Regions from separate parts of the Mus musculus genome. Here region 1 is linked to region 2. The links are chromatin contacts, found by POLR2A ChIA-PET in ENCODE. All regions are on one chromosome and are shown on one strand. Each heading gives the region's core, a stretch centred on a gene start or an enhancer-like site at or near the end of the contact. The rest is flanking DNA. Distances are from core to core; before and after follow the strand shown. Region 1 holds the start of Slc4a11 (solute carrier family 4, sodium bicarbonate transporter-like, member 11). Region 2 holds the start of Ddrgk1 (DDRGK domain containing 1).

The links. ChIA-PET counts read pairs that join two places held with the same protein, here RNA polymerase II (POLR2A).
Region 1: POLR2A ChIA-PET joins it to region 2 with 62 read pairs in Patski. The contact joins the promoter of Slc4a11 here to the promoter of Ddrgk1 in region 2. POLR2A ChIA-PET finds 5 or more read pairs at or near these places in 4 of 5 experiments (Patski and embryonic stem cell).

The regions. Positions count from the first base shown.
Region 1 is chr2:130,693,809-130,698,871 of GRCm38, reverse strand. It overlaps Slc4a11 (solute carrier family 4, sodium bicarbonate transporter-like, member 11), which reads left to right and starts at 1,353. Exons shown (of 21, transcript NM_001081162.1): 1 at 1,353-1,513; 2 at 2,117-2,224; 3 at 2,769-2,831. The coding sequence starts at 2,786.
Region 2 is chr2:130,662,849-130,667,458 of GRCm38, reverse strand. Ddrgk1 (DDRGK domain containing 1) reads left to right here and starts at 2,814. Exons shown (of 9, transcript NM_029832.2): 1 at 2,814-2,984; 2 at 3,905-4,111. The coding sequence starts at 2,894. It also overlaps a transcript of Itpa not described here.

The DNA.
Region 1 (5,063 bases), core at 104-2,603, 33 kb before region 2:
GGGCGGGTGGGAAAACGAAGGAAACCATTCCTTAAACACTGCCAAAAGGGCTGAAGGGGGAAAGGTCACACTTCGGTCCTCTGAGACAGTGGTGCAGGAGTCTACAGACTGGGGTGGGGGTGGGAGTGGGTACTCCTGGCTCCTTTCTCCTCCTAATAAGGAGAGGTTGGGGAAATTGTTCCTTAAGTCTCCAGAGATTTTCTGGAACTGGAAGGGTTTGGACCAACCAAGTATTGGGGTGCTGCTAGGAAGCTATGCAAAAGACATAACATGAGAGACTGGGGTGGAAGAGGGATCCCGACCCTGAGTCAGCCATTCTGCCAGGCTCTTCAGCTTTCCTGAACCCCCACCCTGCAACACCACCAGCCTGGATAGAGCTAGGAGTCTTTTTTTTGGGGGGAAGGGGAGTGTTCGAGACAGGGTTTCTCTGTGTAGCCCTGGCTGTCCTGGAACTCACTTTGTAGACCAGGCTGGCCTCAAACTCAAAAAATCCATCTGCCTCTGCCTCCCAAGTGTTGGGATTAAAGGCGTGCGCCACAACTGCCGGGTTTAGGGCTAGGATTCTAAGGAGAAGATACTGAGAGGAGTTCCTAAGAGCTAAGTGAACAACATGGCATGTAGCCTCCTCCCAGGGCCTGCTTACCCCAACAAAGGCAGCGTGCGGCTATCCCTGAGTCATCACGGTTCTTAGAGATGGGAGGGATCCTGGAATAACGAGCGCGCGCGTCTGTGTGTGTGTGTGTGTGTGTGTGTGTGTGTGTGTGTGTAGGGGAGACTTCAGGACCCTCCGTACCTTCAATCCGAATGCCAACTTGGCTCACCATGCCTATTTATATGCAAATTCCCGCAACACTCCAAATGCCTTTCCAACTCACCCACCCCCTAACACGCTTGAGCAACAGTGAAAGGAACTGTGTGGAAGCTATCACGGAGTGGGAAGGAGTGGCTGGAGAATAGTACTTTACTTAAGTGTGTGCCCCAGGGACAATAGGAAGCTCAAGGTCTGTAGAATCACTGGGAAGCCACCGAAGGTTGGGTTGGGGTTAAGGAAAGAGGTGCTCAACGCACTTATCAGAACTCACCGCAAGCCGCTCTCCAGAGACCCGGCCACTTCCTAACCTGGGAGAGGGATGCGGAACCGAGAGCGGGCGCCAGCGGGTGAACACGCGGGAGCGTGGGCGGCTTAGGGCGCTAGCCCACGGGCAAGTGCAGAAAGCGGCGTAGGCGGGGGTTGGGGACCGCCCTGGCGGTCGGGGGCGTGGCGAGGGCAAAGGGGCGCGGCAAGGGAGGGTTGGGGGCGATTCGGCAGCCCGAGGGTGTGGCAGTCAGTGGCGTACAGCTAAGGTGGGGGCGGAGTTCCTCCAAGCTTTTAAAACAGGCGCGCCCCTTCCCTCCGGGCTCCAGTGAGTGTCCCTGCACTGCTCTGAAACTTCGTAGTCCCTCCCAGGCCGGCACCCCACGACTCTCAGGCCTGCGCACGCGAGCCGCCGAGGATCCAGAACAGACCTCGCGGGTGAGGGCGCGACTTTGGCTGGAAGCAGCCTCACGCCGCACGGTTAGGAGCGCGGCGCGGCTCGCAGGAGTGTCGCCGGCTCCAGCTGCGAGCCGGCCCAGAACCACGGAGTCCTGATTGAGAAGCCCGGGCCATGGCCACGCCAGGCGTGTATGCCAGCGCCGGCCTCTCAGGCCTGGGTGGGCGAGAGGCTGTGCCGGCTTTGCGCCTCCGGAGGGGTTCGACCAAAAGAGTTCCGAATGTCAGTGCGCGCGCGCGGGGCAAGGGGCGGCCTGGGACACCGTGGGCATCCTGTCCGTGTTTGTTCTGCGTTCGCGGTCTTGACACACACACCCTCAGCAACTGAAGGAAAGATGTAACGTAGCCGGCGGAGGGGAGGGTTGGGAGCTCCGAAATGGGCAGGGTGGCGCTTTGGTGTCCTCAGCACCGGATTGCGTTCCGCCGCCTAGAGTTACGATTCATCAGAGCTGGGTGTATCCGGCCACTCACCTGCACGTGGGTGTGGTCTGTTCCCCTTAGCTACCGCCCCAAGTGCCTCCAAATCCTGCCCATCTACTCACTCTCAGTGGCTGCAAACATGGACTACATCTTTTTCTCGTACAGGCCCATCCTCCCGTGCGTCCTTCTTTGCACAAACATCTCGGATAGTACCTCCAATCTCTGTGTACTGCACACCCACTCTACCCCTTCTTTCCGGCATCGCAGGACACGGTACAACCCTGGGATAGAGGCAGTTGCTGGGTCGGTCCCCTGGGTGACCCCTAGGCCATTGAAGAGATGGGAAGAACTGCGTCTGAGATGGGCATGTGTGGCCCTTGGCAACCAGGGCAGATCTGAGGAGAGGCTCACCCCCACCTCAAAGTGCTGGGCGAGGCTGGGCTGGATCCAGGGAGGAGGCGATTTCCAGTTGTCTTCCTCCAGAACTGGATGGGGCTCAGTCAGAGACGCTTGGATTAATGAGCCGAGTACTGATGATAATTTAGTGATGACATGACCTGAGGAAGTACTCTTCACTTCCCTGGCACGCATAGGAAGTCCATACTAGGCAGACTAAGGGATTTAATACCTTACAGTAAGGATGGTCATCCCAGACACTGCAGGCTCCCCTACATAGTACTTTGACCCCCACCTCTCTCATGCAAGTGGGCTTGCATGTGTTCCTAGGAAGGATGAGGAATCATCAGGCATGGGGTGAACTAAGGCTGTCCAGGGCTGGTCCACAGGATTGGTGACTATTCTTTGGCTTCTTTTGTAGAAAACTGTCCTTGGGCCATGTCACAGAATGAACACTGTCAGGACTCCGGTGAATACTTCTCAGGTGTGTATCTAGAAAATCTGGGGAACTCAGCCTGTGTACCCATCAATGAACCCCAGGCAGAGCCACTTGTCCATAGCCCATTGCTGGGGTGGTTAGCTCCCACCTGTCCGAAGGCCGTGTGGCTTGCTGAGTAGGCAGCTGATGAGACTGGCCAAAGGCAAGCAACCAGGGGTGCGGAGGTCTTGGGAGGGCAGATTAGGCTACCAGTGCCGCTTACAGTTTTCTCCTGTGGCTCAGTATTCCCGGGCCCTTCATATCTGGCCAGCTTAGGCCACATGCTATACTATGCCTTGTCCTGTTGGGCCTCATGTGGTCCTGGAGAGAGAGGCTGCAATTGTCCCTGCTTCAACTGGCTAGCTCCTTCTCTGCATTTGGCTCTATGCTGCTTATCTGTCTACCCTTTGTTTCTTTGTTTTGTCTCATTTGATTTTGTTTGAGAAAAAGAAAAAAGAAATCCTCATGTAGCCTGGGCTGGCCTAAAACTCCCCATGTAGCCAAATAAGAACTTGAATTTCCAATTATATCCAAATATTAAGATTACAAGCTTGTACCACCAAACCAGGTTTACAGGGTACTGGGGCGTGAACTCTGGGTTTCATGCAGGTTAGGCACATATTCTACACATCGAGCTGCATCCCTAGCCTTCCCATGTTGTTTAGTAGCATGCATTTAGGCATCACGGTGATGTGTTTTTACCCAGATCTCCTGGGTGGGAGTGCTCTTTGAGTCAGGCTGGAAGCTGGCAGGTTAGATTTATGTCTGTGCTACTTGGAATGGCATGGCAGGAGACCTAAGAGGTCTGAGAGTCAAGGCTAAGAAAAGGAAGAGAATGATGCATCAGGCTAGGAGCAGTAGCAGAAGCGAGACTGAGCCTGGCTGCTGGAGGAGCCATGTGGATTTACTTAATAATTTCAGCAGGGTGTCGGGGGTGGTGGCACACGCCTTTAATCCCAGCACTTGGGAGGCAGAGGCAAGTGGATTTCTGAGTTTGAGGACAGCCTGGTCTACAGAGTAAGTTCCAGGACAGCCAGGGCTATACAGAGAAACCCTGTCTCAAAAAACCAAAAAAACAAACAAACAAACAAACAAACAAACAAACAAAAAAATAATTTGGGCAGGATCTCACGTAGCCTAGGCTAGCTTCTCGATCACTAGGTAGCTAAGGATAACGTTGAGCATCTGAACCTCTTGCCTACTCAACAAGCCAATGCTACCTGGCTCCCCTCCCAGCCCAAGTCATTTTAAATAAGGTAGGCCCACGTTAAGGAGGGTGGCTGCCATGGCCTCCACAAGAGGCAGGGGGGAATTCTTTTGGCTCAATGATTCTCCAGGGCTGCGGGTGGGGTGATCACCAGGTCACCTCAGGATATCTAGGTATAAGGCCTGGGATGTTCAGAGGAAGCTAAAGGGCAGGGGTGGAAATGAGTCAGGGTGAGTCACTGTCTGGCAGGTGTGGGCATGCCACTGACCTGTCCCTGTCCCTGTGCAGGTGTGTGCCAGCCATTAGTGGGGTCTGGATTACATCGGCCTCTTTCCTAAAAGTGCCCACAGATGTGGAGCTATACGGCAGTCTGAGAGAGGTTCTGACTGTGCTGGGAAAGAGAACTCTAAACGAGCCCGACGATAACCCTGGAGGGAGAGATGCTCTCCTGGCTTACAGGACAAGAGTGGGCATGTCTATGGCCCTAGCTGTCTAGCCTAAGGAGAGATGGAGACAGTCTAACTGACCAGAGGCACCAAGGCCTAAGGAAAGAATAAGAGGCTGGCCCGGGCTGTGATTTTTTTTCCAGGGCTACAGGGAAAAGGGGGATTTTCATGTTCTATAGAACCCTTCCTGCTGCATCTTGGAAAGGAAGGGCACAATGGAAGTCGACTAAGGAGGCCTTCCATCTTCCAGCTGTTTCACAGGCTTTCTTGCCTCCTGGGTCTTACAGCCTTGATGCTCTGCCCTCAGTCTTCCCTGCCCTCCCCGGGAGGAGGGCTCTAAGCCCTGCACCAATGAGGCAAGGGAGGTGGGGGTGGTTGGAATCGGCTGCAGCTTCACCTCCCTGGGGTTCCCAGCCAGAGAAAGCTGGGAGAAAGCAGCCTTTTATTTTAAATTTTATGTTTGTTTTCATATATATATATACACACACACACACACACAAACACTCAGAGCCAATACAGACTCTTTTTTGGAGCATGTATGTGTTTGTTTGTAAGTGCATGTGTATAGAAGGCCAGAAGGCTCCC
Region 2 (4,610 bases), core at 1,565-4,064:
CTTTTACGTGTTAGGCTTGATAGCTAGTGTTTCGACTCCTTTTTTCTTGCCCAGCTAACCCTATCCCTTCTCTATTCCGTCACCTCAGCCTTTGCATTGGGAACACACCAAGGAAGATGAGTGACCCTCTTAGCCCTACCCTGTGAGTGCATGAGCCCCTTCAAGAAGAGGGTGTCGCATTCCCTGAAACTGGAGTTACAAGTGCTTTTGAGCTGCCTGGTGTGGATGTTGGGAACTGAGCCTAGGTTCTCTGAAAGTTGTAAGCTCAAGCTGGAGAGATGGCCAAGCGGTTAAGTACATGACTGCTCTTCCAGAGTTAGTTGTGTTCCCAGCACCACATGGTGGTTTTCAGTTGTCTGTAACTCCAGTTCCTGGGAATGCATTGCCCTCTTCTGGTTTCTGAAGGCACTAGGCATATATAATGCAGCGCACATACGAGCAGCTAAACACTCATACATATAAAAAACATCTTAAAAAAAAAAAAAAGCCGAGCATGGTGGCGCACGCCTTTAATCCCAGCACTCGGGAGGCAGAGGCAGGTGGATTTCTGAGTTCGAGGTCAGCCTGGTCTACAAAGTGAGTTCCAGGACAGCCAGGGCTATACAGAGAAACCCTGTCTCGAAAAACAAAAAACAAAACAAAAGTACAGGGTGCTAGCTGGAAGTGTGGCCATTTATAATCCCAGCACTGAGATTAAAGCAGGAAGATCATGAATTAAAGGCTAGCCTGGGCTATATATGGTGTCAGGGATGTAGCTTGATGGTAGAACATTTGCATAGCATGACCAAGGTCCTGGGTTTGGCCCCCAGAATCACACACACAAACAATAGAATCCTAATCAAGCCTGGCTGTTTAGCTTAATGTTATTAACCTTGTACAGCCTTGGGTATTGTTATATAGATGCAACTTACTTAAGGGGCTTATGGGACTTAGGCAAGCACTGTACCACTGAGCCACATACCCAGCCCACTAATGAGTTTTTCTTAAACTCTAGAGCTGTCCTCACAGAGTAGCCAAAGCTATGTTCTCCTCAAATCTTTGCTCGTGACCTTAATATTGCGTGTTACACAATTCAGAAGCTTTGCTGTATACAGTGTCTTTGGAGACAGATCATAGTGTCCTCTTCACTGCCCCTCGATGGTGTTATTTTTTGAGGACCTGTGGTTCATTAGAGTTGGCTGGGAAAGGCTGGGCTGAGTAACATGGCCCTTCCTGCATGTCACTTGTCTCTCTCTTTCATGAAGTTAAAGGGAATCCTCAGAAAAGTGGAGAAGTAGAGGTTTTTAAAGCAAAGGTTAGAGAGAGAGAGAGAGAGAGAGAGAGAGAAGCTGAGGCATTTAACATCCAAGAAGTCACAAACACACACAAATATATATATATATATATATATATATATATATATATGTATATATATATATATAGAGAGAGAGAGAGAGAGAGAGAACAGGTACTAGATTTTATATATATATATAATCACATATAAGCATATATATTACATATATAGGCCAGGTAATTAATATACATATATATATATATATATATATCACATATAAAATAACATTTGTTAAGAAGCCAGCCAGGTGTGGTGGCACACGCCTTTAATCCCAGCACTTGGGAGGCAGAGGCAGGTGGATTTCTGAGTTCGAGGTCAGCCTGGTCTACAGAGTGAGTTCCAGGACAGCCAGGGCTACACAGAGAAACCCTGTCTCGGAAAAAAAATAATAATAATTCAGGAGCCAGGCAGGTCTGTGGTGCCACATGCCTTTAATTATAACCAAGGAAGAGGCAAGCAGATCCCTCTAAGTTTGTGGCCAGCCTTGTGTACATATTGAGTTCTAGGCCAGGCAGGGCCATATAATGAGAGCTCAAAGAACTAAAACAAAACAACCCATCCTCAAAAGATGGAGGAGCGTCTGGACATCAGGGTGCACACCTGTACTCCCATATAATCCAGGCACTTATGAGGCAGAAGCAAAGGATCAGTTTAAAGTCACCATCTACTATACACCAAGTCCAAGGCCAGCCTAGGCTACCAGATACCCTGTCTCAGAACAAAACCAAACAACTAAAGGTGGGGGGCAGCTGCGATAAAATTCCAGCAAAGCCTCAACCTTCAGCCGAACATGGATCTAAATCTCCAAATATACGGAAAGAACGTAGGTGCTAGAGATAAAGCTTACCGTAACAGCGCTTGCCTGACGCCTGGAAGGCCTTAGGTTTATCAACATTGAGAAACAAATTACAAAACATTCCACATTTACAGAAAGTAATACAATGGATGCCTAACTTGCAGTATTAATAAGATATTCGTACACACGTTGCATTTTTCAGTGCTCCAAATTAAACTAAGGGCCTTGGCCATGAGTGCTCTACTACTAATCTACAACCCCAGCTTAGTCCCCTACTTACTCGCCCCACTATTTTCTTCCTTTTTCTTTCTTTTTTTCTTAAACACTTATTTGACGTGTATGAGTGTTTCGCAGGTATGCATATCTGTGTATAACCTGCGTGCCTGACACTCGAGAGGGTCTGAAGAGGGTTTTGGGTCCCCTGGAATTGAAGTAATAGAAGGTTGTAAGCCACTATGTGGGTGCTGCGAACTGAACCCTGGCCCACTGGAAGAGCAGTCAGCGTCATTAAATGCAGACGACCTCCATGTTGCCATATAGCCAGAGACGACCTTGAAATGTTGGTCTCCGAGTCTCCACTTCCCGAGCACTGGGATGGCAAGCAAATGTGGCATCAGGGACTCTTCAGTTAACTGAGGCCCAGGTCAAGCCCAGGGTGGGGGCGGAGCTCAGCGAGCGGCTGGGCAGGGCGGACGGTAGTGGGCGGGGCCTGGCGATCCGGATCCCGCAGGCGCGCTGGCTGCGCTGCCCGGCTGTCTGTCGTCATGGTGGGGCCCTGGGTGTATCTGGTGGCGGCAGTTTTGCTCATCGGCCTGATCCTCTTCCTGACTCGCAGCCGGGGTCGGGCGGCAGCAGGTAGGAGGTGCCGCCGTCCCAGGGCTGGAGGAATCCGTTTTTCAGAGTTCCTGGGCTTTGGTAGGCCCTCGACTCGTGCGCATGCACTGACGAGCTTTCCTGTGCTTACGAGGAGCTTGTGCGCTGGCCCGAGCTTTGCGCACGCGCCTTAGGACACACTCGGAATTAGCGCGGAGCCCAGAGCTGGGGATGCAACCTAGGAACCAAGCCTGCCTTTCTACTCTGCACCAATAGGAGAGGCTGCCGGTTTTCTAATCCTGCCCAGTGTGTTCCGCTTACTAGGAGTAGGAGGGCTAAGCAGCCTTAGGAAACTGAATGCATCTCCCGCCAAAGAGGGCACCCATGCTGCTTTGCCTCGCCTCCACCAGGGTTAGAAGTGGCCTGGCACTGACAACCTGACAGTCCCCCTTACTAACATTTCACGTAAGTGTAGGAGTTTCTATATATCTCTCTGATGCCTGACCCCATAAGCCACCTCAGAGCACCTCTGTGTCCCACGGGCAGAAGAGACAGAAGCTGAGGTAAAGCTGATTGCCAACAAGTCTTCCAGGGAGGGACGATTCAGCCTCGACTGTGACATGTAGTCTCTGGTTGGCGTACCCTATAAAATCATAACATAGCAAGAAGTAAATGTAATCTTGCAGCGGGCATGGAGCGAGATCTGTAAACCTCAGGGTGAGAGTATCCTCACAGGTCGCCTGTTCAAGATGAAGATATCAAAGGAGGTAGGAAATGAGAAGTGAGCATCAGGCCAAAGTGTGCGTACAAAAAAGGCCTTGACAAACCTAAGTTGGGACTTGGTGCTGTGGGCAGCAATAGTCTGAGGTGGTTCAGCAGGGGGATGAGACTCCCAAGATCCTGTGCTTCACTCTCTTGAAGATGGGCTGCTTGACAGTGTTATGATTCCTCCCTCCCAAAAGCTGACGGAGAACCACTGCACAATGAGGAAGAGAGGGCAGGAGCAGGCCAGGTAGGCCGCTCTTTGCCCCAGGAGTCTGAAGAACAGAGAACTGGAAGCAGACCCCGGCGTCGGAGGGACTTGGGCAGCCGTCTACAGGCCCAGCGTCGAGCCCAGCGAGTGGCCTGGGAAGACGGGGATGAGAATGTGGGTCAAACTGTTATTCCAGGTAAGAGGGCCCAGCCTGGGGGAGGGCTGGATTAAAGGCGTTCGGAAGTCTCCCAAGCTAGAGACACACAAGGAGCATGAAGCCAGTGGAGGAAGGACATTTAGTGGTAGGACTGGAGTCTTGGGCCTGGGCTTTGGTCCTTGAAGTCAGCATTTCTTAACTCAATCCCTGTTCTATTGGGCGTCACTTCCTTCATCTTGGTTCAGTGCAATTAGCTGTAACCCTAGAATAAGTGCTTAGAAATAGAGACATTTCAGCTGATATTTACATCCACACAGCAGACACTTGGAGTCTTACAAAATCCGCATGGTTGTGGGAAAGAATGTGTCTTCTCTAGTACTTGAAGTCTGGCTTGGTAGGAAGAAGAGAATTTAGGGGAAATTGGGCTTTGGCTTTGACTCCTTGGGATTATTAGCCCCTTTGTCTTAAAAAGAGACCTTCAGTGGGTATGTGTGCATGCTTATAACTCCTGCACTCAGAAAACAGAGGCAGGAGCATG